7 separate regions of the Homo sapiens genome follow, and regions 2, 3, 4, 5, 6 and 7 are each linked to region 1. Evidence: chromatin loops called from intact Hi-C (ENCODE). Cell type or tissue: endothelial cell of umbilical vein. All regions are shown on one strand.

Evidence for each region. Hi-C counts contacts between places; a loop is a spot of excess contacts. Peaks named below come from ENCODE experiments on the same cell type or tissue, not always from the same donor. Only the 100,000 strongest peaks of a DNase experiment are listed, where the experiment ranks them.
Region 2: it touches region 1 in a loop (14-fold over the local background); 3 of 110 quality-filtered maps call a loop at or near these places.
Region 3: a loop joins it to region 1, with 14 times the contacts of the local background. A loop is called at or near these places in 6 of 110 quality-filtered maps.
Region 4: it touches region 1 in a loop (8-fold over the local background); 18 of 110 quality-filtered maps call a loop at or near these places.
Region 5: a loop joins it to region 1, with 5 times the contacts of the local background. A loop is called at or near these places in 17 of 110 quality-filtered maps.
Region 6: it touches region 1 in a loop (24-fold over the local background); 15 of 110 quality-filtered maps call a loop at or near these places.
Region 7: a loop joins it to region 1, with 13 times the contacts of the local background. A loop is called at or near these places in 38 of 110 quality-filtered maps.

The regions. Positions count from the first base shown.
Region 1 is chrX:108,070,647-108,074,646 of GRCh38, forward strand. It overlaps VSIG1 (V-set and immunoglobulin domain containing 1), which reads left to right. Exons shown (of 7, transcript NM_182607.5): 4 at 2,031-2,186; 5 at 2,604-2,723. Among named protein-coding and RNA genes, the nearest start is that of PSMD10, 19 kb to the right of the region's middle. In endothelial cell of umbilical vein, a CTCF peak has its summit at 1,569 (motif pointing left); a DNase peak (open chromatin) is centred at 1,545; H3K27ac peaks cover 1,107 bases.
Region 2 is chrX:107,715,995-107,719,994 of GRCh38, forward strand. The region is part of intron 1 of TSC22D3 (TSC22 domain family member 3); the gene reads right to left. Among named protein-coding and RNA genes, the nearest start is that of TSC22D3, 58 kb to the right of the region's middle. RefSeq lists an enhancer at 688-767. In endothelial cell of umbilical vein, a CTCF peak has its summit at 2,275; DNase peaks (open chromatin) are centred at 1,087 and 2,257; H3K4me3 peaks cover 1,228 bases; H3K27ac peaks cover 1,450 bases.
Region 3 is chrX:107,671,008-107,675,007 of GRCh38, forward strand. No RefSeq gene overlaps it. Among named protein-coding and RNA genes, the nearest start is that of PRPS1, 44 kb to the left of the region's middle. RefSeq lists a silencer at 2,131-2,180 and an enhancer at 2,935-3,134. In endothelial cell of umbilical vein, a CTCF peak has its summit at 2,038; DNase peaks (open chromatin) are centred at 2,074 and 3,034; H3K27ac peaks cover 1,889 bases.
Region 4 is chrX:107,892,019-107,896,018 of GRCh38, forward strand. The region is part of intron 3 of MID2 (midline 2); the gene reads left to right. LOC101928335 (a long non-coding RNA gene) reads right to left here. Exons shown (of 4, transcript NR_110395.1): 4 at 2,579-4,000. Among named protein-coding and RNA genes, the nearest start is that of MID2, 68 kb to the left of the region's middle. RefSeq lists an enhancer at 2,150-2,199. In endothelial cell of umbilical vein, a CTCF peak has its summit at 2,259 (motif pointing left); a DNase peak (open chromatin) is centred at 2,243.
Region 5 is chrX:107,653,151-107,657,150 of GRCh38, forward strand. No RefSeq gene overlaps it. Among named protein-coding and RNA genes, the nearest start is that of PRPS1, 27 kb to the left of the region's middle. RefSeq lists an enhancer at 1,969-2,263. In endothelial cell of umbilical vein, a CTCF peak has its summit at 2,167 (motif pointing right); a DNase peak (open chromatin) is centred at 2,101; H3K27ac peaks cover 575 bases.
Region 6 is chrX:107,774,937-107,778,936 of GRCh38, forward strand. TSC22D3 (TSC22 domain family member 3) reads right to left here and starts at 851. Exons shown (of 3, transcript NM_198057.3): 1 at 164-851. The coding sequence starts at 483. It overlaps NCBP2L (nuclear cap binding protein subunit 2 like), which reads left to right and starts at 2,797. Exons shown (of 2, transcript NM_001348372.2): 1 at 2,797-2,922. RefSeq lists enhancers at 1-197, 198-774, 1,051-1,100 and silencers at 863-1,157, 1,131-1,190. In endothelial cell of umbilical vein, a CTCF peak has its summit at 2,420 (motif pointing left); DNase peaks (open chromatin) are centred at 975 and 2,405; H3K4me3 peaks cover 2,183 bases.
Region 7 is chrX:108,018,818-108,022,817 of GRCh38, forward strand. It overlaps a transcript of VSIG1 not described here. Among named protein-coding and RNA genes, the nearest start is that of VSIG1, 24 kb to the right of the region's middle. In endothelial cell of umbilical vein, a CTCF peak has its summit at 1,920 (motif pointing right); DNase peaks (open chromatin) are centred at 2,094 and 3,924; H3K27ac peaks cover 1,030 bases.

The DNA of each region.
Region 1 (4,000 bases):
TTTAAAAAGGCAGTATCTAAATCTAGTGATAGCTGCAATGGACTTCTGGTTAAATAGCTTAGTTTAGGATAGGCACATCCAACAAGTTGTTCCTACCTGAGAAAATCTTTGATAAGAAAGAATAAAGAACTAAGTAGAAGGATATTCCTTTCAATTAAAAAGACACATGCTTAAAAGATAGGGCTAGTAAACTGTTTAAGAATTATAGCTATATGCATCTGTCTTCTCGCACCTGTGTACAGATAGTGAGAGTCTGGGAAGGCTGAACTGAGCGGAAGTCAATGGGAGAGTAACTTTAGTAGCAGGAATTAGTGCTGCTGTGGCCAACAGAAATTCCAGGTTCTAGGCCCTATATTTATTATTGTATTTAATACTTGGATCAGCCAGAGGTTAGATAATCTCTTAGTCACGTTTTACAGATGAGTCAGCTGAGGTTTGGCTAAGTTAGGTAACTTGCCTATACAGATCCAGGGTAGAGTTACAAAGCCCGTATTCTGTGTGGATCCAGAGCTGTGCCCTTAACCACTGCGTCTCAGGTAAGAGCTGTAGGACTGAGTAATATGACACATTTCATGTCTAACTCACCTAAATTAGAGAACCTAAGCTTTAAAGGGTTCTAGAGCAAAATGAAGATAAGCAAGGTGAGTTGGAAAGTATAGAAATTTACATCATTGTCTGTATATAAGATAGATATATAAGGTGTATAAGATAGATGTATAGATATAAAATAAATATCTAAGATAAGAGATATAAGATAGATATGTAGATATGATAGATATATAAATGTATAAGATATGTAAGATAGAATAAACCGTGCAAGTAAGTAAGATGAATGAGGAGATTCAGATTCCCAGCTTCCCACAGGACTTCTCCCCTGACATGTTTTCATAAGCAGCTAAAACTCTATGTCCCGGACTGACCTCATTAGTACCCCTTCCTCCTTGTCACCCCTTCACCTAAAACCTGTTCTTCCTGCTGTGGTCTTGGAGGCCTCTTCCCCTCTCTAAAGTCATCTCTCATCCCTCTCCCACCCCACTTTAGAACTGTGTGAAAGTTACTTTTGAATTCCTGGTGCCTAGTCCCATGCCAGGCCCACAGAAGGCATGGGTGCTTGCTGAGTGAAGGATGAATAAATATTTCAGTGCTGAGTAGCGTGCACCCCCCAAATGGACTTCCCCTACTGATGATGCACACAGGCAAATTTAAACCTTTCAACTATTTGTGTCACCCACAGATGAACAAATGCAAAAAAAAAAAAAAAAAAGAAAATAATCATGAGAGAAAAGAGAAATACAGCATTAAATATTTTAAAAAGAATAATAGGTTATCTCAGAGTATTTAAGGATTCTATTTTCCTTTAAAACTGTGCTTTTAAAGCATAAACTATATTCCTGGTCATTTAGTATTTGCTTATATTTGGCTGTTTTAATAAAGGCATATTTTAAGACACAATGCGGAAATTCATGGTTATAAATCTGAGGAGGAGGCAGACAGAGGAGTCACTATTTGAATCTTAATGGCCTCTTGACTAGAAGGGCCCTGCACCTGAAGTGCTCTACTCCCACCTGGTGGTGCAAGCAGAAAACTGCCAACATACATTTTAATAATTTTTTTTGTGTGTGTGGAGACCCAGTCTCACTTTGTTGCTCAGGATGGAGTGCAGTGGCGTGATCTTGGCTTACTGCAACCTCTGCCTCCCAGGTTCAAGTGATTCTACTGCCTCACCCTCCCAAGTAGCTGGGATTACAGGCGCCCACCACCACGCCCAGCTAATTTTTGTATTTTTAGTAGAGATGGTGTTTCATCACATTGGCCAGGCTGGTCTCGAACTCCTGACCTCAGGTGATCCACCTACCTCGGCCTTCCAAATTGCTGGGATTACAGGCATGAGCCACTGCGCCTGGCCAAGAATTTTTTTTAAAAATAAATAAACACACATATTATTCAAAATGAAAGTGAGGAAGTGACTGCAATTGTCACAGAATGCCATTCATCCTAAAGAATTTTTATTCTTTGTCATTGCCTTACAGTGAAACCTTCTAAGCCCCTTTGTAGCGTTCAAGGAAGACCAGAAACTGGCCACACTATTTCCCTTTCCTGTCTCTCTGCGCTTGGAACACCTTCCCCTGTGTACTACTGGCATAAACTTGAGGGAAGAGACATCGTGCCAGTGAAAGAAAACTTCAGTAAGTGTAACCTGCAGTAGACCCTGGAAAGGCCTGGTGTCTGTGGTTGGATGACAGCAGGAGTGTGTGGTTGGCTGCTTGACCTTACAGTTCAATCTTCTTGTTTTCTCAGTGGTGGCGGGTGGAGGGGGGCGGCTGGTAATGTAAAAAGAATGCCTGTCTCCCAACACGATGATTGTGTTCTGGTCTACTCCCCAAATTCTAAAAGCCAGCTCAGAGATGGTGAATATGTAGGGAACAGGCATGGTCCCAGGTGAGTTAGCACTGGAACAGTCCTGAGGGGCCTAGTTGAATCCTGAACATCTCAAGAAAGAGAGGCCAATATGGGGGAGTGGGTGGACATTGAGTGATCTGTTACACTGATGTTATCTGTATGCACAGAAGAGATCTCAAAAGTCTATTCCCTGGTTTCAACAGACCCAACCACCGGGATTTTGGTCATTGGAAATCTGACAAATTTTGAACAAGGTTATTACCAGTGTACTGCCATCAACAGACTTGGCAATAGTTCCTGCGAAATCGATCTCACTTCTTCACGTGAGTTGACCATACAACTTTAACGGTTTCTCCTTAAATCAAGTAGTCTGGGCCTGTCAGACAAATAAATTAGTTAGGATCCCCAGTTAGTGCTTCCTGCTTCTCTGGAGATTTGTGTGCTTTATATACAGGCTGATATGATGAATGACCATCCTAATATCTAATGCTCACATAATAATATATGCCATATGCTGCCCTAAATCCTTTACAAAAAGCAATTTGTTTGCTTCACAAAATCGCTAGAAGGTAGGTATTACTATTCAATACTAAAAAAGAAGCCTTTCTGATAACAGCAGGCTGAATTTCTCTTTGTGATGCTGTTGGTAAATCCAGGTGACACTGTAGCTCTGACAAACATATACCTTGCAAAGATCTGCCACTAATAATAATAGTATTATAATAATAACACTCGTACCCACAATCACGGTAGCTACTATTTGTGGAGCATGAATTATGCTGAGTATTATCTCACTCTTTCCTCCCAACCACCCCTATCTAGGGAGGCAGACTATTGTCGGCCTCATTTTGCTGAAAAGAACACTGAAGCTCAGGGAAGTAAATGACTTGCCCAAGGTCATCCAGTTAGTAACTGGCAGAGCCAGGATGCCTCTAAACCTCAATTTTCCTATTCGAAGGTGCTTACTCACTCTCTGAGTGTAAGATTTAAGACTCCTGGAATTGTCCAATTGAGCTGACCCAGGGGCAACTCCTCACAAGGAATATCTCACCAAACATCTCAAGGATCACTTAATAACACTTAGGATCTTTTTTCAAACTTACTTTGAATTTGTGATTTTAATATATGCCATATCCAGGGATGGCAAGTTCCAGTGGGTTTTTGCTCTTCCTATGCACCTGAACTTTCTTCCTTTTATTTCTCCTGAAGTTTGCTCCTTTATTCTCATATCACTTTCAGCTATATTTCCTGCATCATTTCTGTTATCTTTCTTTAGAATTCCCTCAATATCTTTTTGCCTTCTCAGAGGTACAATCATACTGCAGATGTAGAGATATGTAGGATTTGGACTTGAGCATTGCTTCCTTTCTAGTCTTTTTTCCAATGATGTCCAGCACTGCCTTCCTCTCTCCCTCCCACATCCCTTCTTTCTTCCTTCCTTCCTCAAATATTTATTGAATATCTACTGTGTTCCAGGGACTGTCCTAGGTGATAAAGATACAGAGATAAAGAAGATGTATGTCCTATACTCAAGGAGCTCACAGTTCAGCTAGAGGGACAAACACAACTAAAACATGCTAAATCCTATAATAGAAGTCTG
Region 2 (4,000 bases), 350 kb before region 1:
ACTCTTGAGTACATGGCAGTTGTGGCCAAAGTCCTCCATCTGCCTCGGCTCTTCCTCTCTCTCTCCTTCTCGCCTCCCTGGCCCAGAGTTCCGGACAGTTTGTCCCCAGATCCTTCCTTGGCCCCTGCAGGAAGCTGCATCTCCTCATCCAGGCCGGCTCAGCGCTGCTGCCGCCGCCCCGAGTTCCAACCGATCGGAGCTGCTTGCGAGTCCTGGGGCGCGCAGGCCACCGTGGCCTGCTCGGGCAATATGCAAACAATGGGGCTGTGCGACCCGGGGAGTCCCCCACAGCCGGCCTACAAGGTCCCAGGCAAACCTACCCGGCTCTGAAGCTAGCTAGGAATTCCTTCTCGGCTGGTAAGCTTCCGGCCTTCTCCCAAGCGGCGCACGGCGCTCGGCCAGCCCCCTGCCCAGCCCTGTCTGGTCCTGCCCGCCGCCCCTCTGCCTCCGGCTGCCTCTGCGGCTGCAGCAGCTGGTTTTCACGGCGCAGCGGCCGCAGGGACGCTTCGATGACGGATCCCAGAGCGGCGGTGACCCCCCCCTTCCTGCGTCCCCTCCCCCCCGCCCCTTCCCAGGATGCTGCACCGCGGGGAACAGGGACCGGCGGCACACAGCTCGCTCAGAGACCGGGCTCCTAGCCCAGCTCCGGCCGGCGCCCCGGCTCGGGAGGCGCCGGAGCTGGGGCCAGCGGTTACCTGTTGTCCAGCTTAACGGAAACCACATCCCCTCCAAGCAGAGAAGAGAAGAAGGAGATGGAGAAATTGTGCAGCTGGTAGACCGCCACCTCCATGGGGGTCTGATACATTTCGGTGTTCATGGCTCGGGCTGCTAGGAAGCTCTGGCCGGGTTTCGTGCGGGGCTGGGCGGCTGGGCGGCTGGGTGGCTGCTGGCAGGCTGCGCTGGGCTGGGCTCTGCGCTGGAGTCCGGCCCTGAGGCTAGGAGCGGGGCGAAGGCTGCAGAACGAACCCAAAGCCAAGCAGGCGCTCCAGCTGGAGTTGAAGGGAAGTGACTCGAGGGGTGTCACCTCGTATGTCACAAACTCCACGGCCGCCAGTCCAACCCAGACTCGGAGATATTTTGGCTCCTGCTTCTTTATATAGGAGGAGCCGGCTGCGTCACATGGCGTCAGGGGCCATGCAAATGAGTCCTGTACCGGGCTTTGTGGCCCAGTTAAACCACATCCCCTCCCTGAACCTTAGGCTGGGACTGTAAACAGTTCAGCACTTTCTTGTACCAACTGGCATCTCCAAAGAAGGCTCTGGAGATCGATAAAAACCAAACTGGAGCTGATTTCTAGAGAAATAAGAAATACAAATGCCCTAACAAGAGGCAGAGGGCATTCAGTAAAGAACAGCGCTAGTTTGAAAAGCTCTTCTTCAGGTGGCAGCCAGCATGCCCCCATGGCTTTGCATGCTCTCCCATGTCATACTCCCTGGACACGCGCCCTCACCATCACGGCCTCACCCTCTTCCCAGTCACTGCCCTCTCAGTCTCTCCCCTGCACACATACTTTGTCACCTGCACATTCACTCTCTAATCAACTCAGCTTTCCCCTCACCAGCCAGCTGGCCTGCCGACCTGCCCTGAACCCCAGCACTCATCCACTTGCCCCTTCCTCTGAATGTTCAGGTGTGGGAGTACTTGTCTGTGGACCGGCACATGTACAGATCTGTGACATGCATGTAATGCATGCACAGGTCCATGCTAATCTACAGATGCATATGTATGGAGGAGAGGGTGTCCGGGAGCTGAGGTGAGTGGGTGAACATGTATGGGAGAGCAGCTAGGTGGGTGACAGAGGAGGTGAGGAGGAGACAGGGTATTGGAGTGAGCACTGGAGTGACCACAAGATGCCAGCCCTTTTCTCTTTAGTCTCCACATTCTACTCTTTGAAGAAAATACATTCAACATTATCCAGGATCCCGTGTCTCTATTTTTTAAAAACACAACTTTGTTACTTTTCTTTAAAACAGCGAATGACAATAACACTCCAAACCAAAGGTATACATTTATATAAACGATCCCAGGAAAACACCTGCCCTGTGATGGGCCCAGCCATGCACAGCATTAGAGGTACTTCAGGAAAAACAGACTCCAAACCATAAACAAGATGAGGTGATTGTTCCATAATAAAAGTTACACGTTTCCATTAAAATATATCTTATTTATATTCAGCCTCAAGCTGAGGGAAAAAAAATAAAGGCACCAGAGACTTGAGGTCCTTTTCTTCTGCTCCTTCCTAAGTGAGGCCACCTGGTGGACAAAAGCAGAATTTCCACCAGAAGGAGCAAGAGGGGCAGGGACAGGTGATGCAACCGGGAATATTATTTACACCAACTCAGGACCAAAGGAGAACATTGGGTTCCACCACATATACAACAGTTTGGATGAAGTTAAGGCCAGTACCCATGAATCAGTGCTCCACAGGCTGTGGTCCAAAGAAAGATCCTAACGCAATCATGCTATTGGAAAAGTACTGGGGCCTCTTATCAGCAAAGAAGGTAATTATTGTTTGCTTCAGGACATTTATCTTAACCAGGTGCCTGGCACTAACACCCTGGCCAAGGCCCCAGCCAAATGCAGTCTGAAGGCCTTGATTTCCTCCCGGCTTCCAGGGCAGTTATGCCACTGAACAGCCAACATTTTTGGCTATGGTGTGGTGCTCTATTGGTGGATTCCAGTGGTGATAATATGTGTACAAGAGCCATTATATTGCAAAGTACTGACCAATAGAACTAAGTAAACCTGCTGCACTAGCCCGGGATGGTGTTTTTCTTCATCTCACTTTAGGTGGGAGACAATAATGATCTCAGGACATTCTGTTAACTTTAAGACACAACCTCTCTGAACACGGTGTTTGCACTAAGACATGTGTAGTAGACAGAACAAAGTGCAGGCTATACTTATGGGTCATCAAGAACATTCACTAAAAAAAAAAACCTCTTAAATCAGGAGCTTAACTGGTATCAGAATTCCCTGATATATTAATATTAATTTGCCCTCTGCACCACATAGAGTTTTCTTGGTTCAGAAAGTCTCCGAGCTGACCTTTCATTGGCTTGTTAATTTTTCCTCAACTATTGCTTTCCCCTCCCCCGAAGATTCCAAGGAAGATGATGAGAAGAAAAGGGGACAGAGAAATAAGCTGGGCTGGCAGGGGAAAAACACCACCAGGAAAACAGGGCACAGGACAGAAGTAAAAACAGCTCCTTCAAGAGGGACTCCCTTATGTGGAGACAGAGGCAGAGAAATCCAGGTGGTATGGGAAGGGAAGGCAAAAGGGTTAAGGTTCCCAGCAAAGCTGCATTTGAATTGATCATTAATTTGTCTACGGCCATACCACCCTGAACACACCTGATCTCGTCTGAGTTGTTCATTAGTTATACTTCAATTATAAAAGCAAATTGAGTCTGAGACTCACTGACAATAATAGTTACTATTAATAGAGCATCAGCTATGGGCAGACACTGTGCTGGCTGCACCACCAACCCCAAGGTTTAGGCACTGTCACTATCATTTTACAGATGAAGAAACCAAGGGTCTGAGAGGCTACCTTGCCCAAGGCGGCAAAGGTAATAAATTACAGAGCTAGAACTGCAGCCCAGGGTCTTCCTGACCCAGAGATCAAATCTGTTCCTACTGCACTGATCAGTGGGGCAGGGAATAGGTTTGTTGAATGGTTAGAGGCTTGAATGAGTGAGTTGAGGAAGTTGGTAGGGGGTTTGGAGGTGCCAGAGAGTGGTAAGGAAGAAGAAAGGGTGAGAAGCAGCAGCCCTACTATTAGAGAGGTCCAGAGACTGCCTTTGAGTTCTGCGAGCCTTGGCTTTTCTGACACGTGAGGCAGAGGAGAGCTGCAATGGGTGACTGGAACAATATCCAACTGTCCAAATGAGCTTTATGAGACGGCCATGCTCAACCACATCATTCCAAAAGGCAGCCAAGCAATCCTCAAAGAAAGCTATCTGTTTGGGAAATAGGAGACATTAATCTAACAGGGTGG
Region 3 (4,000 bases), 400 kb before region 1:
AACCACTTGAGATAAATATTATTATTATCCCCATTTTACAGATGGAGACACAGGCATGGCAAGGTCAAGTAGCTTGCCTGGTGTTAGACAAGGCAGCATTCAAACCCTTGCAGTCTGGCTCCAGAGCCCCTGCCCTTAACTGCTGTACCACACTGTCTCCCAGTTTTTTGTTTGTTTGTTTTTTGAGATGGAGTCTTGCTCTGTCATCCAGGCTGGAGTGCAGTGGCATGATCTTGGCTCACTGCAGCCTCTGCCTCCCACGTTCCAGTGATTCTCCTGCCTCAGCCTCCCAGGTAGCTGTGATTATAGGCACACGCCACCACGCCCAGCTAATTTTTGTATATTTAGTAGAGATGGAGTTTCACCATGTTGGCCAGGCTGGTCTCAAACTCCTGACTTCAGGTGATCAGCTCGCCTCGGCCTCCCAAAGTGCTAGGATTACAGGCGTGAGCCACAGCGCCCGGCCCTGTCTCCCACTTTTAAAAGTCCATTGCGGCTGTGGTCCTGGCTCTTGGGGAGCTGACAAGAGGGCAACCAGAGACTGACATGGTCTTCAAGGGGAGGGAATGTGACCATAAGTACACTGGGTAGAAAAATAGAACAGGAAGCCCAGAGAGGCTCACCAGTCACCAGTCACCACTCAGTTGGTGCTGGGACTCATTGGTGACGGGGTCGGGGGGTAGGGTGGGGTGAAAGAAGGTGCTTTTCCAAGAGGTGCTGTTGTGTGCACAGAGACAAAGCAGAGCTGGGGCAGAAAGCTGGGAAGGCAACTTTCTTCTGAGGGGGGCCAGACCACTAGGCTGCCTCGGGAATGGGCAAACGGCCCCAACAGCCACTCCTAGGTATATACCCCAAAGAATTGAAAGCAGAGGCTCGGACAGATACTTGTACACCAATGTGTTTACAGCAGCATTCTTCACAATAGTCCAAAGGTAGAAACAACCCTTAAGTGTCTATCAATGGATGAATGGATAAACAAAATGTGGTATATCCATACAGTAGACAATTACTCAGCCTTAAAAGGAAAGAAACTCTGGCACATGCTACAACATGAAGATTATGCTAACTGAATAAGCCAGACACAAAAGGACAAATATTGCATGATTCTGCTTATATTAGGGACCTAGAATAGTCAAATTCATAAGAGACAGAACATAGAATGGTGATTACTAGGGGCTAGGGGGAGGGGAGAATGGGTATATTCTCTACCCTCACTCTGGGGGCGGGTTTGTGGGGGGGATTATTGTTTAATGGGTATGGAGTTTTGCAACATGAAAAGAGTTCTGGAGGTGGAGAGTGGTAATTGTTGCAGAATAATGTAAATGTACTTATTGTCACTGAATTATGCACTTAAAAATGATTCAAATGGCAAAAATTTTTAGGCTGGGCGCGGTGGCTCACGCCTGTTATCCCAGCACTTTGGGAGGCTGAGGGGGGCGGATCATGAGGTCAGGAGATCAAGACCATCCTGGCTAACACGGTGAAACCCCGTCTCTACTAAAAATACAAAAAAAAAAAAAAAATTAGCTGGGCGTGGTGGCGGGTGCCTGTAGTCCCAGCTAGTTGGGAGGCTGAGGCAGGAGAATGGCATGAACCTGGGAGGGGGAGCTTGCAGTGAGCTGAAGTCGTGCCACTGCACTCCAGCCTGGGCAACAGAGTGAGACTCTGTCTCAAAAAAAAAAAAAAAAAAAAAAAAAGCTAGGCATGGTGGCATGCGCCTGTAGTCCCAGCTGCTTGGGAGGCTGAGGCAGGCAGGAGAATCACTTGAACCCAGGAGGTGGAGGTTGCAGTGAGCCAAGATCGTGCCACTGCACTGCAGCCTGGTGACAGAAAGAGACTCCATCTCAAAAAAAAAAAAAAGAGATTCAAATGGTAAAAAATTTTAAAACACCACGAAAACAAAAACAAAACAGCCCGTGCAGCAGCCTGGTCCACTGAGCTTGCAGCCCAGACATTGGTGGTGGGTTTTGAGGTCTAAAAATAGGGCCTCCTATGGCAAAAATTGGTCACCTGGACAGGAACAGCAGTGAGAGCTTATTGCCTGAAGAGGGGGCAAGAGAGCTCTGGGACGGTGAGTTTCCTCACCTACCCCATCTCCCTTTCCCCCCTCCCTCCGTGTGTGCGTGCGTGCGTGCGTGCGTGTGTGTGTGTGTGTGTGGTGTGCACCTCACCACCCCACCCCACTCCAGAGCAGACAGACCGCCAGCCCAGCAGAAGCAACTGGGTGTGGCCTGACTCCCAGGGAGTCCTGGGGAATCCCTGCAACTGAGCAAATTTCGCTCCTGCCTCTTCCAGATTCTCCAGGGAGCTGTCCTCTCCTCTGAGGTCCAAGTTAGCTAGCCTATTCTCCAGTGAAAAAACTGATAGAAGGTATCCAGTTTTCAGGATTGTCTGGGGGGAAATGGAGGCAGTCCAGCAGAAAGATCATCGATTCAAGTGTAGCGGACTTGGGTTCAAATCCTGATTCTCCCACTTAGTAGAGTATGACCTTGGCCACAGTGTTTAACCTCTCTGTGCTTCAGTTTCCTTGGCTGTAAAACAGTACAGGGACCCATCTCAAAACTGTTGAGGATTAAATGAGATGTGCAAAGCACTTACAATAGTAAGTGTGAGATAAGCATCAGCTAGGATTACCTCATGAAGTGATTATTAAATGGTGAAAGGGTGGAAGCACCCAGTACCGTACAGGCCCTCAATCAGTGGTAGCTGATATAACGATGCTAATAATAACGATGAAGGTGCAGAGGCCCGAGAACCTAGCAGTCAGAGCAATGGCCAGAGGAATGTGGAGATGCCTAGTGCTGGCAGAGAAAGGAAAGCCCTGTTTCAGGGGCTCTAGGGAAGACAGTGGCAGCAAGTCCCTAGAGAGCACTGCTTGGCATCTCCTCTAGGTTGTTGCTCTGTGGCTCAGGCAGCCATTCAAATGCATGGGAAGGGAAGGAAAGAACCAGCAGTAGACATCCAGTGACACTGTTGGCCTTCCACCCATGGGAAACCTTCAGAGGAAGGGGAAGGGGCGGGGCCACCTTGGAGTCTCCAGGGACCAGCTGTACAGTAACAGCCTTTTTTTTATTATTATTTTTTATTTTCTCAATTCCTCCCCTCTTGGTGTCAAGCTTGTTTTTGTAGCTGGAGAGGAAAGGCATGGGCGGGGCTCGGCTGCACAGCACTTGGAACCACAAACCCGCCCCCAGAGTGAGGGTACAGAATGTACCCAGACTGCAAACCACACCCTTGTGGCTTGGGGAGGCCCCTGAGGTGGGCTGCGGAACTGTCACACTACATTGTTTGAGCCCTGCACCTAGCAACCAGCCTGGGAGCCTGCAGTGCTCAGACAACGGGGTGTACTCAGGGGCCAGGACTGAGTTAAAGGACCTTCTGCCAAATGGTCCCCCAGGACTAAGGATCCCTCTGATCGGAAAAAGAGGTCCATGGACCCCTGACACCCTCCTGGGACCAGATTAAGTCTGAAGCTGGCCTAGGAGAGGTTCCAGCCAAAGGCTACAGCCTGCAGACACTCCCAGTCACATCCAGATCCTCCTCCACCCCCAACCAATTTAGGGGAGCAGATTCTGCTTCCCTTTACCTGTCCTCCCCACCCCACTCCCTCTCAGGGAGGCCCCTCCTCCCAGGGAGGTTGCCCTCCCTCCCCCAGTCAGGGAGGCCTATGTAGGGTTTCCAGAGCAGTGAAGGGAGGAAACCAGATGGGACCTTTTGGGAGGGTGGAGACAGTTTTCCGAAGCCTGAAGTGACTTGAAAATGACAGAAGGTTGGGAGGGGGGCCAAACCCACAGCAGAGAGGGGAGGGACTTCCAGTTGGACGGGTTAGAGGAAGAAGGTCCTGTGAAACCCGGGTGAAATTCAGCAGGGATGAGTGCAAGGGGTTCGTTAGTGACAAAACCTAACAACATAATTTGGCTCGACACAAATAAACAAGGAAAACACCAAGTGAAGGAGGGAGTTGACCACAAGCTGAGTAAGATTCAGCGTCAAAATAGAG
Region 4 (4,000 bases), 180 kb before region 1:
ATGAGAGTTCAAATTTCCCTGGCCCTCCCAGTAGAAATTCCTTGCTCTGTATATATACAGGGAGTATCACGATGGTGAATCCATCCCTCAGAAACAAATGTCTTGGGAGGAGTGCTTATGTCAGACTTGAGTACAGAGAGTGGCTAAATGCTCCCCACAATCTGATCTGAGACTTAAGAAGGCGGAAACATTCACTGGCTTGCTTTGTTCTCCTCCCTTTCCATAATTCCTTGGTTGTGAAGGCAGTGAAAAGGATGGCCTTGGAAAAAGCCCTAGACTAGAAATCAGGAAACCTGGGTTCTGCTGCTGGCTCTGTCACCCACTAGTCACATGAACTTGGGTGGAACAGCCTGTGCAAACCTCTATTAGACTGCTTGCTCTTCCATGAAGGAATTTCTTGGTTACAGGCTGTTTCCTTGGTTGGACTAGAAGCTTCCTGAAGGTAGCAGCCATGGCCATGCCACAATCATTTTGGAAACTGCAGTTTCTAACTGGTCTCTCTGGCCCATCCTGTTCCCCTCCTATCCATTTTCCACATTGCTGTGGAAATGAACTTGTAAAATGCAAAACCTGTCATGTCACTCCCTACCACAAACCCTTTAATGGTTCCCCCACTGCCTTTAAAACCCATTATGATCTGGCCCCTACCTACCTCTCTAGCATGGTCTCCCAGACCTTTTTGCTGTCTTCGTCTTCTCTGCTGTGAATCTCCCCTTCCTCTAGCTAACTCTCATTCATTCCTTAAAAATATCACATCCTTAGGAAGCCTTCCTTGACCATCTAAGCTCCCCACTTGACAACTGTTGGTTAAATCCCCATCTTATAAGCACCCAAAGATTATCCTTTTTACGTGATAAACCTCTTTTGTAGCACTCCTCAAACAGGTAACTGCTCAGTATCTGCTTCCCTGCTCATTATAAGATTCACGAGATGATGGCAGAGGCCTTATCTATCTCGTGTATTGCTAAGTGCTTACTAAAATGCCTAGCACATAATAACAGTAAAATTTGTTCAATGGTAATATGAAATGACCTGTAATGTATCCACATAAATGAGTGTTGACTGCTTCAAGAATTGGGTGTATCCTCCATGGTAAGAGTGATGTCTGTCTATAATCTTTCATGTTCTTACGGCTTTCTGAAAAACAGTGCTATTATTGAAATATCTCCCATAAACATTATAAAACAGTAAAACAGTTAATGTCCTTTTGATCCTATAATGTAGTATTACACAGATCTTCTCACTTCGTGTAAAAAACACAGTCTTTGTCAGTGCTTCTTTTTACTGCTAGACTATGAAACTATGAATTTTGCTTATTAGCTGAAATATTACTAGAATGTTTTTATTTTGTTAATATCTCAGGTTAACAGTCTGCTATTTGATTCTTTAACCTGTCTTGAAAAGGCATGTATATGTCTCATTATTACTTAAAGAAATCGGGTAGCTGATTTGAGAATATACCATTATGTTAACTTTTTAGTTGATTCTATTTTTAACATGAAAATAAACAAGTCAATTTAAAACTTTTAAAAAGGAACGATTAAGTAGATATATTTTATCTTGTTTTTGGAGGAATGTCAATATTGTGAAGCACTTTTCCAAGTCCTTTTAAGCAGAATATGAGTTGACTTATTAATAGTAATATGCTCACTGGGAGACAGTAAGTGGAAAGAAAAGTGATAGACTTGAGTCTGTCTGGCTCTGTTTTATAAGCTGCGTACACTGAACCTCATTTTATTCATCTAAAAAATAGGATGATAGTATGTACTTTGAAGAGTTATTCTGAAAGTTGAAAATAATATAAAGTACTAGCACATCTAATGATGTCCTTTTGCCATCTGTACTTTATATGCTGTTCATTCATTCCAAAAATATTTAAGCGCATTTCTGCATTGGGCCAGGCACTGGCAACATAATGGTGGACGTCGCACCTGTCTTCACAGAACTTACACTCCTTCGATTTTCCATCTGTAGGAGTACTGCTCAGCTCAGCCTTCACCTCCTTTAAGAAGCCATCACCCATGCTCTAAGCCTCATTCCCTGCCTCCCTCATCTGGTTCAGGTGTTCCTCCTCTGTGTCTTCAGGGTAACCTGTGCATACTTTCATCATAGCACTTCTATATACCGATTTGTCTCCCCACCAGACTAAGCTCTCAGGCCGAGTATGGTGTCCTATCCTTTTTTTTTTTATACCCAGCACATGGCTTGGTACACGAATAGGTACCGAGAAAGGATATTTGGATAAACATTGCCATCTGGTGGCCAGATGTTGTAAGTACAATCTTTTATGCATCATAAGGGTGAGTAAAGCCCAGGTGAGTAAAGCACCTAGGAAAGGCAACTTTTTATTTATTTTAACACAGGGAAAGGAAATATTTCAGAATATGTGGTCTCCTAGAATCTCCTAGGTCTCCTAGAGGTGTTGTTATTCCAACGTCTCTCCAAATCTTTCATAATTCAGAAAACAATATTTAAATGACACAACAGATAAAACTATTTTGAGTGTGCAAAAATAAAATGAAAGAGAAATTTGTCTCATGTAATAAAGAAATGTAACATAGTATACAATACCTTTTTTCATAATACCTTTATTTCAATGCCTACACACATTCATTCATTCAACAAATATTTACTGAGCATTTACTGTGTGACAAGCACTATTCTAGGTGTTAGGGATACAGTGAACAAAAAGTGCTTAAACTTAAGGAGCTTACATTCTAATGGGAGGAGACACACAATAAACAAACATATTTTTATTAGGGATTATAAGTATTACGGATAAAAATAAACTAGGTTACAGAGTGGGGTGAGTGTGTGTGTGTGTGTGTGTGTGTGTGTGTGTGTGTGAAAGAGAGAGAGAGAGAGAGAACGCCAGTTGAGCAAAGGCCTGAAGATATATTAGAACTTCAGAAAACTACAGAAATGTTGGTTGACCAGGCCTGCCTAAAACATTATGGGACTTCTAGAGAGTTTTCTTTCTTTTTTCTTTTTAAAAATAAGTTTAATCTTACATAAAAGTTGCTAAAATAATACAGAGAGTTCCCACATACATTTAACTAACCTTCTCTAATGTTAACATCTTACATAACCACACAACTATCAGAACTAGGAAACTGTCATTGGTACAATAATTCTATTGAGCAAACTATAGACCTCATTTGATTTTTACCAGCTTTTGCATGCACTCAACTTTTTTTGGGGGGGGGGTGGATAGTTCTATTAATCTTATCACATTTATAGATTCTTGTAATCACCACTGTAATTAGGACATTATTGTTTTATCATCCCCCCAAAACTCATTTGTGCTACTTCTTTATAGGCACATCTGTCCCCCAGCAACCACTGATATGTTCATCATTACTATAATTTTCTCATTTCTAGAATGTTATGTAAATGGAATCATATAGTATGTAAAATACTGTGATTTGCTATGTCACTCATCATAATGGCCCTGAGAGCCACTGAATTTGTTGTGTACATCAATAGTTTTTTATTTTTTATTACTAAGTAGTATTCTACTATGTGAATATTCTACAATTTGTTTATATGTGCCCACGGTGAAGAGCATTTCAGTTGTTTCCAGTTTTTTGCTAATAGAAACAAAGCTGTTATGACCATTCGTGTAAGGTTTTTGTGTGGACATAAATGTTCATATTTCTAGGGTAAATACACAAGGATGAGAGCTAGAGAGTTTTATTTCTTCAGAGGGATTTATAAGCAAGTGCCATGCTTTACAAAACAAGCAGTAGATTGGAAAGAACACTGGATAGGACTCAGAAGATCTGGCTCAAGCCTTGCCCTGTCATTTAGTAGCAATGTGATGCTGGATAAGCCTCTCCCCTCTCTAGGCCCCATATTTCTGTCTCTTAAGTGATGGAGTAGGAATCGATTATTTCTTCAGTCTTTTTAAGATCTAATTACATGGTTCTGACGAGATAGAAAGGAGGTTTCTGCCTCATTTCACAAAAAATTTTATAGCTATGTACATAAAATACCAGAT
Region 5 (4,000 bases), 420 kb before region 1:
TACATGATTGCCCTTGAACACCTGTCTGAAGAATGGAGGTACAGACTAAAGCAGGGGTAGGAGGCTGGCTCTGTTTCCTGACCTAATGTAATGGCTGCTTTTCACACACAGAATGTGTTTACTCAACATCTCTATGAGTGGTGGTCCCCAGGGCAGTAATGCAAAGCTTCCTCCCCTCAGCCTCACTTCAAGTTTTTTGTAAGGTAGGTGCCTCCAATAACCAGATTCCCTTTAAGAGGCCTCTTTGTTCTCCCCCACAACTGAGAACTAGTAAGGATGAGATGGCAGGAGGGCATGGCAATAGGAAAATGATGCTTTTCTGGGATTTCAGGCTTTTTATGATTTTAATGCCTTCAGGTTGTTAAGGGCTACATGCGATTAGTATACAAGTTAACACTTTCAGCAGAAAACACTTGGTATCCAAATCTGGAAAGAAGACCAGGACTAGCAGCCCCAACTTAGATGAAAAAAATCTTTTATAGAGGCACCAACTTACAGAGTTGCTGAGCTTCTTCTCTGGTCCTGAGAATGCAGGGAGGTGAGGGGGTATGACATAGAATGGATGCTGCTGTTTGAAACAAGTGGCTTCTGTCTTGGCAGTGGTGGTTTAAAAAGCAAGAGTGCTACAGCCAGAGATTCCCCCTCTGCTTTGCCTCCACTGTGTTTGGAGACTTGTTTTTCTCTTGCAGATTTTTTTTTTTTTTTTTTTTTTTTTACCACTCTGAGACTCCTTGTTTAAGAATAAAGCAAATTGTGCTCCAAATTATGGCAGATAAAGCTTGATACTCTGTAAAATCTTGGCTCGAGCATTTCTTTTTGTGTTTATAACATTTACTTGACTCTTTACAACTCTTCAACTGCTATTTGTTGCTATAAAGTTTTAAAGTTTGGGTTTAAGACAGAGTCTCACTTTAGCCCAGGCTGGAGTGCAGTGGTGCAACCTCGGCTCGCTGCAACCTCCGCCTCCCAGGTTCAAGTGATTCTCGTGCCTCAGCCTTCTAAGAAGCTGGGATTACAGGTGCCCGCCGCCACACCTGGCTAATTTTTGTATTTTTAGTAGAGATGGGGATTCACCATGTTGGTCAGGCTCGTCTTGAACTCCTGACCTCAAGTGATCCACCTGCCTCAGCCTCCCAAAGTGCTGGGATTACAGGCGTGAGCCACCGTGCCCGTCCTATAAAGTTATTTTTTAAAATAAGTGTTCAGTTCTAGGAGCCAGGAAATAAATAAATAAAATAGTGTGTGGGTGCGGTGGCTCACACCTGTAATCCCAGCACTTTGGGAGGCTGAGGCAGGAATGAGCCTGAGACTCAGAAACCTGCCCATGTGGGTGTGGCTCCTCCTTCCCTAGTCCTCACTGCTCATGGGCTACTGTATGCCCACTCCTTGGTCTACTGTCCCCCCACCCCGTGCCCTAAGGAAAACCAGAGACTCTCCACTGACAGTCAGACTTCTCTCCCCATCCTTCCCCTTTCCTGAGCTTTTCTTCCCCAATATATTCATTCCTCCAATAGCTCAGCTGCCAACTATAAAAAATAAGGGGAAGCTCATTTTGAAGCAAAAATAGCTGAAACTGTACAGGGTGACAATAGGCCTTATTCCCTCAGCCCCATTGTGTTTTTTGTTGTTGTTTTCTGACTGGCTCAAGATTTTATCTTCTTAGCCAAGTCCCCACCCCTCCCCCCTCTGGCGTGTCCACTAACTGCTGCGGCTGGGTTCTTGTTGCTTCACCCATAGAGTTGCCATGAGCTCACTCATGGTGTGGCTCTGATTCAGGGTTTGAATATAAAACAAAACAGGCCAGCCAGGTCTGACCAATCCATTCCTCCTGGGTAATATGCTGAGCAGAGATTTTCCCGCTTGTAAGCAGCCTGGAGCCACACAGCCCAATTTTAGTCATCGCCCTCAAAGTTCTTGGGGTAGAGCCTCTAATGATAACAATGGGCGGGGACTTTGTGGTGTGGGAGGGGCTGCAGTGAGGCAGAGAAGGAGCACGGTGACGGGCGGGCTTCCCTGGCTAAAGCCTCATCCCAGCTTTCCCTAGGACTGGCTGCACAGCTGCCTCCTGGCTGAGGACACCCCCTCCCCCTCCACGCGCACACACTCGCTTCCTTTCCTGCCGCCGCCACCTGGTTCACAGGGCCTGTCACTGCTGTCCATCTGCCACTAGGGGGCGCCTAGCAGAGAGGATGGAGGGAAGGGGCACCCAGGGCAACAGGACTGGGGGCTCCAGCAGTGGAAGGAGTGGCAGCAGTGGAAGGAGTGGCACCTGTCGGTCCTCCTGGCCCCCTCTTCCCCTGTATGTCCTCCGCAACCACGGGACAACACCGTGCCCAGTCCACACTCATTCAGCAGACAGGAATGTGTGCACGCCCTAAGGGCATAGCTCAGTGCATTTTCACACACCAAGCACTGTGCTAGACGCTAGGAATGCAGAAGCGGCCTAACGTGGTCCTTGACGCTGAGATGCACTTGATGTAGAGGAAGAAACAGATAGGGAAATGGGTAATTACAATGTGGTGTGATAAGTACTATGATGAGGGAAGAACAAAATGCTATGGGAGTGTGGGGGTTGCGGGGGGGCACCCAAGCCAGCCTTGGGAGTCAGGAAAGACTTCCTGGAGAAAAATACTTTGACTTTTGAAGTAGTTGACTGGAAGTTGGCCAAAGAGCGAGTGAAGAGAAGGGTGTTTCAGGCAGGCAGAATAGCACGTTTACCTGGACACCCCAAAGGAAGTGGCGTGTGTGTGTGTGTGGGTGTGTGTGTGTGTGGGGGGGGGGTGTGTGTGTGTGTATTTTCGGGTAGGATGAAGAGCTGTGATGAGGGGTGGGCTGGTGAGACTAGATCATAAGGGACTGTATAAGGAGAGTGTACATATGTCTATTGTCCCTGCATACTTATTACCAGCAACCCCCTTCACTCTCAAAAGGGTCCTGATTTTGGTAGTAAATTATACAGGAACCCTAATTGTAAGACACACTAGGGAGTTTGAATTTTATCCTAGGAGTGAAGAGGAGCCATTGAGCATTTTAAACAGGGCATCAACAGGATGAGATTTTGATTTTAAAATAGACTGGCAGTAATGTGAAGAATGGGTTGGGAAGGGGCAAATGTAGAGGAAGGAGTTTGGTTAGGAAGCTGTGCGTTGCCCAAGTGGGAGAGGAAGGTGGCTGAGGTGAGAAAAGTGCTGGTGGGACAGAAGAACAATTTACAATATATTTTGGAGGAAAATTCAACAGAAGTTGGTGATATTTCAATGTAGGGATTGGAAGAGAGGGAGGAGTCAAGGACAACTTACATTTTTCTGGCCTGAGTGACTGATGGATGCTGGTACTGAGCAGCACAGGAGATGAGGCTGAAGTTTAGGAACTGCTAAGTTTAAGGTGCCTGAGGGACCTCACCAGGAGGACTGAACAGGCAGCCATTGTAGCTAGTAGAGGTTTTGATCATCAATACATTTTTGCCCAAATGCCATCTTCAGATAGTCAAGAAGCTGAAGCAACGGGGCTGTAAACTAGGCCAGCCTTAAATATCCTGGGTGTTTGTCTTAAGAGGACAAGGACACAGTGGGAGAGGTTATGGAATGGAAGGAAAGCTAGGGAACAGTGAAGAAATTAAGTGTATTAAATGCAGAAGATATAAATTTGGGTTATGAGATATCTAAAGGAGAAAAATAGAAGCCAACAAAGAAGGCTCTAGTGCCTGTAATCCCAGCTACTTGGGAGGCTAAGATGGAAGGATTGCTTGAGCCCAGGAGTTCAAATCTAGCCTGGGCAACACAATGAGACCATGTCTCCTTCTTTAAAAAAAGACTCTAAACTTTAGAGTCTAAAGGAAAAAAAAATGGGTCTTTTAACAATTATAGATATTTTACAACAGCATCACAGAAAATTTGGGAGATATGTGTAAGAAGCCTCACCCATAATCTGGTGATCTTCTTACTGCTAGGTGGTGGTCAAATCAACATTCCTCTATATCTTCTGACACCACCCCAGCAAG
Region 6 (4,000 bases), 300 kb before region 1:
CGCGGTACTCCAGGCAACCTCAAGGTCCAGTCACTGTAGCCTGAGTCAGACCTCCCCAGTACCCCTCCTGAACTTCCTAGTTGCCCCTTTTGCCAGAGATGAGGGTGCAGCAGAGGCTGGTGGGAGCAAGGACCGAGTTGCCGCCGTGTGCCGAGCCACCCACCTGTGGAAGAAGAGCAGGATGGAGAGCATGGTCTGGTCGATGTTGCGGTTGCAGATGCCCTCGTTGATCAGGTAGCAGGGGTCCCGCAGCACCGGCTCTAGCGAATCCTGCCGCATTATGCTGTTGAGCTTGTCGGTATTGAGGTTCTCAAAGACCAGCTTTTCCTGCAGCTGCCGAAAGTTGCTCACTGTAGGGCTGCCCGGGTTGTTGTTCTCCCCGCTGCTGCCTCGCTGGAGCCCACTCCGATGGGCCAGGTCCAGGCAGCAGTTGCAGCAGTCGAGGCCGACAGGTGAGCGGCAATCGAGCTTGGACTGGGCCATCTTCTCAGGCTCGGAGGTCGCCTGGCCTGCGAGGTCAGGGGCGGCTGGCAGGTGCGCGCCCACCGAGCTGGCCTGAGGGGACTCCAGGGTGCCTGGAAAAGACAAGCTGTGAGGAAAAGAGTTGGAAATTAGCGCCTAAAGCCAGCCACCTTCGGCTCGGCCCCCTTCTGGCTGTACTGCTCCGGGTGCGAATAGAAACAGCTGGACAAACAGCTCCGAGCGGATCCTTCGGGCTCACTTCCTCCTCTTCCTCCTTCTCCTCCCCCTCCTCTTGAGGCCGGGGGCCGCCCCCCTGAGGTGCCACACGCGGCCCCAGCGCAGTCCCAAGTTTCCCAAGTGTGAGCGGGGATTGGGGCGGACCTGTGGAGGCAGGAAGGGCGGGCAGCAGGGCAGAGGGAGAGCCAGGGCGCGCCCTTGCTCCCTCCCTCCTTTGCTCCCTCCCTCCCCGGTTTGCAGGCTCTCAGGCTCTCGGGCTCCCCTGGGCTGTGACGGCTGAGCGGTGGCAGGAGCTGAGAGCGAGTGAGCTAGTTAGCGGTCTGCACGCCCGGGAGTCAGCACTGGGATATGACAGCATGTAAATTACCCTAGAGGGGACGGCGGAGAACGGTCCTCCGCCACTTCTCCGGCTGGCGGGCGGGGGCCCCGAGCGGCTGGATCCTGTCCCTCCACCCCTCGCCCCACCCCGCCCGCACCCTTGTGCCCTGGCATCCACGCTGCCGCTCGCACCCTCGCCCGCGCTCCTGGGAGCCGGCCCGGCTCTCACTCTCTCGGCGAGCCGGACGCTTCGGTTCAGGCTCTTTCAGCGCTCATGGCGCATCCTCCGCCAGAAATACGCACGCAGCCCACCCGGGCTGCCGTGCCCCCTCAGTGGCCCGGTCTCGCGGGGCTCGAGCTCGGCGTGAGGGCAAATGTCTCTAGTCTCACCTCGAATGGGTCCCCCTACAGAAGAGACGACGCCCTCGAGAGCCCCAAGTGTTGTAGCCTTAAACTGCCGCCCTCCAAAGCCCCCCTTTTTCTGGGGGGGGGGCGTGCAAGGAGAGCGGTTGCCTCTGCAGAGAGTCAGAGAGTGCCAGGCACACATTAGGAGTACCCAATAAATGCCGTAAGCAAAACTCAGAGAAGCACGCTCAAACTCTCCTCAGTTTCTGTCTCTTTCTGCTTACTTAACGATATCGTCACCTCCTTTCCCCAGCTCGCTGTGTCCTCTCTTCCCTGAACCCCTCAGAGGCAGTCTCTGTCCCGGTTTCCCTCTGCCCCTTCGCCGTCTCTCCTCAGTCCTCCCCTTCCTTCTCTCTGCTCTTCTGCTTCCACTCATTCCACTATTTCCCTTATTTTTTCTCTTTTCTTTACCCATTTCCTCTACTTTCTCCCCCATTTCCATTCTTTTACCTTTCTTTCCTTATTTCTTTTCTCCTTTTCTCTATTTCCTCATTTCCCCTTTCTCCCCTTTCCTCTTTTCTCTCATTTTTCTCTCCCCTACCCCCGCCATTTCCCTTATTTTCCCCTCATTTCTTACTTCAGCACCCCCTCTTTTTCCTCACTTCACTTACCTTCTCCTATTTCTCCAAATTTGTTGTCCTTCTCCTTTTCTGAACCTTACCTGCCACCTTAGTTGATCTCCGTCTGTCGTTACCCTTTCAATAGATGTAGCGATTGCATGTTCACAGGCCTGAGGGGCGTGCCCCAGCTCTGTAAGATGGAGGGATGTTCTGGGTGGGCAAGTGGTGGGTTTCCAGGGTTTCTCAGGACTCAGAGACTTGGAATACTTTAAATGTGTAGGATTAAATAACGATTAGTGTCTGAAAAAACTAAACTTTTCATGACGTTCAGTTTTCACGTAAAACTGACTTACATTTCAGTCAGTACTCCCCACCCCCGCATCGGCTCCTTCATTCACAAGTCTGGCCTTTGAAATAGAGCAGCATATACTGCCATCTAGTGTCCAAGACGTTGAACGTTCTCTGCCTGCGTCACAGAAGCTCGGAGAGGCACCAGAGGTACCTCCTGGTGGAATCCACAGTGCGTTGGTTCCAAGAGTAGCAGGGAAGAAGTGTAGGAGGCGGAGCTGCTACACTAAGAGAGTTCTGTGGCCAAGCTAATAGGCAGGAACACGCTCCTACACTAAGAGAGCTCCAGCTAATAGGCAGGAACACCAATTAGGGCCAGAGCCGCCCTTTTTTCTAGTGGAGCTTCACTTGGCCTGAGTCCCTGCGGATTGGACTTCCATAGATTTGAAACTTCCTCCGGGTACCACAAGCATCAGGCCTGTGATTAAGAGCAAAGAGCGGCCAACTATTGTAACTCTTATTCCCAAGGCCCTGTGGGTCCTATATGTGCCCTGCAACTTGGGGAAAATGGAGGTGGGGTTGTGGTCTCTATGCTGTAGCAGCCGGAAAGCCAAAAACAAGCCGTACTTCTCGCTCTTGACAGGATCCCAAGGTCAGAGGTGAAAGAGGTGCTGGGGGTCACTGACCATACCTGCAAAACTGAGAGTATGGTCCTTTCGTTCTAACAGACTGCTGAGGAGTCTCTATTTCTCCTCTCAAAAGCAAACCCTTTAGATGTATTAATTTCCCTTTTTCTTCTTCTTCGCTTTTTTTTTTTTTAAATGTTCTTGGGTAAAAGCCAGAGGAGGTAGTAGAATATGAAATTTCATCTGCATTGTGTAGACTTATAGTCTACTAAATTGTTTTGTAATTACAGTGTTTATGTTTTTTCCTCTTGTTTATAATTATTTCATGTTAAACGTTATAGCAAAATATATTAGACCCATAAATGTTTATTTAAGTTGTGTTTTGTGAACTGCTGGGACTTTTGTTTCTATATTTGCCTGAGTCCTTTTATCTTTGTGCATAACCTTGGGATGAGGCCCTGGTAGAAGTATTTCCTTCTTGGCATTTGGCACCATTAAACTCAAGATTCTGTCCCCTTGACATTTCCCTTGTTGTAGTCCTTGCTCTCAAGCAGTATTGTTAATAATTCAGTACAGCTTTCCATACTATATCCAGGTTGATCAAGAGTAAATATAATTGAGATATAAAAAAACTACATAGTTCAGAGATAGAGTTCAGGAGCTGGTATGTATTTGCATACAAGTCCAGCTTGTATTGACATATTGCACACCTCCTCAGGAGAAGGCTGACTGGGCAGGGCCACCTTGGCTCCCTTCTGTGAAGCCTTGCTTTGCTGACATATATTGCGTTGGATGGAGAGACTCCAAGCAGCAAAACGTTTTGCATAAACTAAGAAAGCGGAGGGGGGCCCCCACTTCCAGACAGAGCTGGTAGCTTTCTGGGTGGAGCAGAAAGAGGGTATAAGGGGCATCTCTTTCTTGGATGAACTCATTCAACAGTCACTGTGTGCTTGTCCTGTGTCAGGTATAGTGTAAGTGGGGATTCAGAGGTAAACAAAACAGGACAAACTCCCAAAGACTTCATGGTCTAGCTGCAGAAACAGAGCTGCAGACAGACAAAAACAGTACAAATACTAAGTGGTAATGGAGGCCTGGTGTGTGTAG
Region 7 (4,000 bases), 52 kb before region 1:
TTAGGGTGTGGTTATTAGTGGAGGTTACAGTGAAGTTCTGCTGGGGACTGGGATGACAGGTAAGCTAGTCTTTGGGCCCTCGTGGTGGTAACGGTGCACTGAGTGCTCCTGTTCCTGGGCTTCAGGGCAGCATATGCTGGCACCACTGTTAGTGTGTCCAGGTAAGCTAATTCTGGGGCCTCCAGGTGGCTTAATTGGGTGCTGGAAGTGGCAGCAGTGGGCCAGGCAGGTGAACAGGTTCTCTAGCCCCTGGGCAGTGAGCATAGCAGGGGCAATGTCGGTACCAGTGGTGAGACAACACTTTGGGATATAAGTGTTCCACTCTGGTATTGGCAGGAGCTGTGATGGGTTGAGAGGGCTGGTGCCCAGAACTGTGAGTGGCAATGTGCAAGTGGGTGCCAGTTGTGGTGATAGCAGAGGTTGAGTGTGCCTGACTTCAGACTCCAGGAGGATTACTCAGGTGCCACTATGGTGAACTGGGCTGTGTGACCTGCAGTCCCTGATGTGCTTGTGTACTGGGGTGGAGGTAGCCTGGCCAAATTGTGCTTCAACCCTGCCCCCCCGTGTTGCATATAAATGCTGGCTTTTGTATGCATGGGCAGGGTGAGCCCTATGCCACCAGTGGAATGATCAGGTGGAGGTGGCATGGCTGTGCTGCAGCCCTGATATTGAACAGGTTGAGGTTGCCTTCCATGGGAGCAGCCATAGGCAGAGAGTTGAGGGGCATGGGCTTCACTTGTACCTTGGCCCACAGTGTCTGCAGCTGCAGCAGTTGCAGGCAGTGGAATCTGTCCTTTGCACATGAGAATGTGCAGCCACCCCTCTTCGGGGGAGGTTAGAATTGTTTTCTGTGGCTTCTGCCTCAGCCCTAGTTGCAGGGCAGCATGTAGTCTGGTGTGGGTTGGGCTTTCAAAATGGTGCTATGCTGACACTACTTAGAACTTGGGGGTTTGTGGGACCCAGCATGAGTTTTCCCTCTGAAACAATGCCTTCACACAGTTTCCAGGGAACTTTCTATGTTAGTCTTCGGCCAGCAAGGATTGGGGGACTCTACCACGGCTAGGATTTTAGGAACCTGAAGCAGGAGCCACTGGGAGTCTCTCGCTTATCCTTTCCCCACACAGGAGAGTCTCTCCTGGCTCCCAGCCGATCTTGGTTAGGAGGCCAACTTGCTTCCTTCTCCTTTCTTGCTCTGGGTGTTTCCTGCCACTTCTGTGTTGAATTTCAGTATTCTCTCTGATGATCTATTCAAAGTGTGATTATCTACTCACTATTTTGGTTTTTCCTAGTGGAGGAGGCAAGTAAGAGATGCCTCTAATCAACCATTTGAACGCCTCACCAGGTGGTAATTTTCTATATCTTGTAGGTGATGTTTGTTCCTTTTACCTTTTTTTCTTTTTCCCTTTGTGTATTTTCAAATAGCCTGTCTTTGAGCTCACTGATTCTTTCCTCTGCTTGATCCATTTGGCTATTGGAAGCCGCTAATAAATTTTTCATTTCAGCAAAAGTATTTTTCAGTGATTCCTGTATGATTTTTTAAAAAAATCAATCTCTGTTAAATTTTTCTGATAAATTTCTGAATTGCTTTTCTGTGTTATCTTGGAGATCACTGAGTTTCCTTAAAACTACTGTTTTGAATTCTTGGTCAGAGAGGTTAAATATCATCATCTAATTAGGGTGTGAATCACTGGTTGCTTGCTTTGTCTGTTTGAGGAGGTCTTGGTTTTGTGTTTGCTGTTGTTTCTTGTGTATGTACATCTATGTCTTTGCAGTGAAGGATTAGCTACTTATACCAGTCTTCTCTGTCTGGCTTGTTTTGGTTTTTATTAAATATGTTTGATTAGAGATTCTTTGCAATTTACCTGTTATCTTTTTTCCCACTAGGTCACTGCCTCTTTTTTTGCACTAGATGGCGCCTTAATTAAGCTCAGGTTTGCCTCCTCAGTTCTGGTACTCAATCAGGGTGCCACCAGTCCGAAATGGGGAAGGTCCCAAATAGGATATCCTGTTAGTATGGGAAGACTGGTCAGGGGTTCATGCCTGGAGATCTGTGGAATGAACCTCTTACAGCATGGTGCTGCTGAACAGCTAATCTGTTTTGGCATCTCTTGACTGATTTACACAGCAGAGTTTCCAGGGCTGAGGATGGCAGTCCCACTTCCCCTACTTGTCTGTGGCTGTCTACAGAAATATTCCTCTCTTCAGGTACTCTCAATGCTTCCCATGAGTTGAGGCAGAGACAGGTCTCCTGTCAGGTAACCTAAGATGATGGGAAGCTGTTGTTTACCTCAATCATACTTTTTCCAGTGTGGAAACTATGAGTTGGGGGAAATTTTTCTATGCACTTAGTGCTGGGCAGATTGGGGGAAAGGGCATCACAAATATGGAAGTTTGATCCTCTAACATCTGCTCAGAGTTTTTTTCACTTCTCTGCTGCCCTGGGAACTGTCTTATCCTCATATTTGAGTTCTGGGATGTTGCTGGTGATAATCTCAATGCCGTATATTTGTTTTTGGTTTTGAGGGTAGGAAGTAAAACCAGCTTGTTTCTATGCCACCATTTTGAAGTGGGAAGTCTAAATTGGGTTGTTTGTCTTTTCATCATTGAGTTGTGATAGTACTTATATATTATGGATACTAGACCATTATCAGATATAAGATTTACAAATATTTTCTCCCATTCCTTTTGTTGTCTTTTCACTTTTTTGATAATGTCCTTTGACAAACAAAAAATTTTAATTTTGGTGAAGTCCAATCTATTTTTAATTCTATTGCTTATACTTTTGGTGTCATATTTAGGAAAACATTGCCTAATCCAAAGTACGAAGATTTACACCGATGTTTTCTTCTGATAATTTTATAATATTAGCTCTTACATTTAGGTATATGACCCACTTTAAGTTAATTTTTGCATATGGTGTGAAATAGGAGTAAAAAAATTATGCTTTTTGCATGTGGGTATTCATTTGTCCCAGCAATATTTGTTGAAATGACTATTCTTTCTCCATCGAATGGTCTTGGCACCCTTGTCAAAAATCAATTGACCATAGATTTACATGCTTACTTCTGGACTCAATTCTATTCCATTGATCTATATGTCTGCCCTTATGACAGTATCACACTGTTTTGATTAATCTAAGTTTGTAGTAAGTTTTGAAATTGGGAAATGTTAATCTTCCAGCTTTGTTGTTTTTTAAGATTGCTTTGGTTTTTTTTAGGTCCCTTGTATTTCCGTATGAATTTTAGAATCAGCTTGTCGATTTCTCTAAAAAAGGCAGCTAGAATTTTACTAAGAATTTCTTTAAGTCTGTAGATCAATTCAATGAATATTGCCATCTCAATATTAAGTCTTCCAACCCATGAACATGGGATGCCTTTCCATTTATTTAGGTTTTAAAAAATTTCTTTCAACAAGTGTTGTAGTTTTCAGTGTACAGTTTTTTCACTTCCTTGGTCAAGTTTATTCTTAAGTATTTTATTCTTTTTGATGCTACCGTAAATGAAATTATTTACTAAATTTTATTTTTAGGCTTTTCATTGCTATTGTAAAGAAATGTAACTGATTTTCAAGTATTAATCTTATATCCCGCAACTTCACTGGACTCATTTTTTAGCTCTAATTGTTTATTTGTGGATATTTCAGGGTTTTCTATATATGAGATCAAGTAATTTGTGATCAGCAGTACTTTTCATTCTTTTCCTATATGGATGTCATTTCTTTCTTTTTCTTGTCTAATTTCCCTGACTAGAGCTTTCCATACAATGTTAAATAGGAATGGCAAGAGTAAACATCCTTGTTTTGTTCCTGATCTTGCAGGAAATGATTCAGTTTTTCATTATTGGGTATGATGTTGTCTGTGGGGTTTTCATAGATGCCTGAAATAGCTTTGATATTTTTCCCCTTCAAAGCTCATGTTGAAATTTGATTTCCAAATTGGAGATGGGGCCTAGTGAGAGGTATTTGGGTTATAGGGGTGGATCACTCATGAATGGCTTGGAGC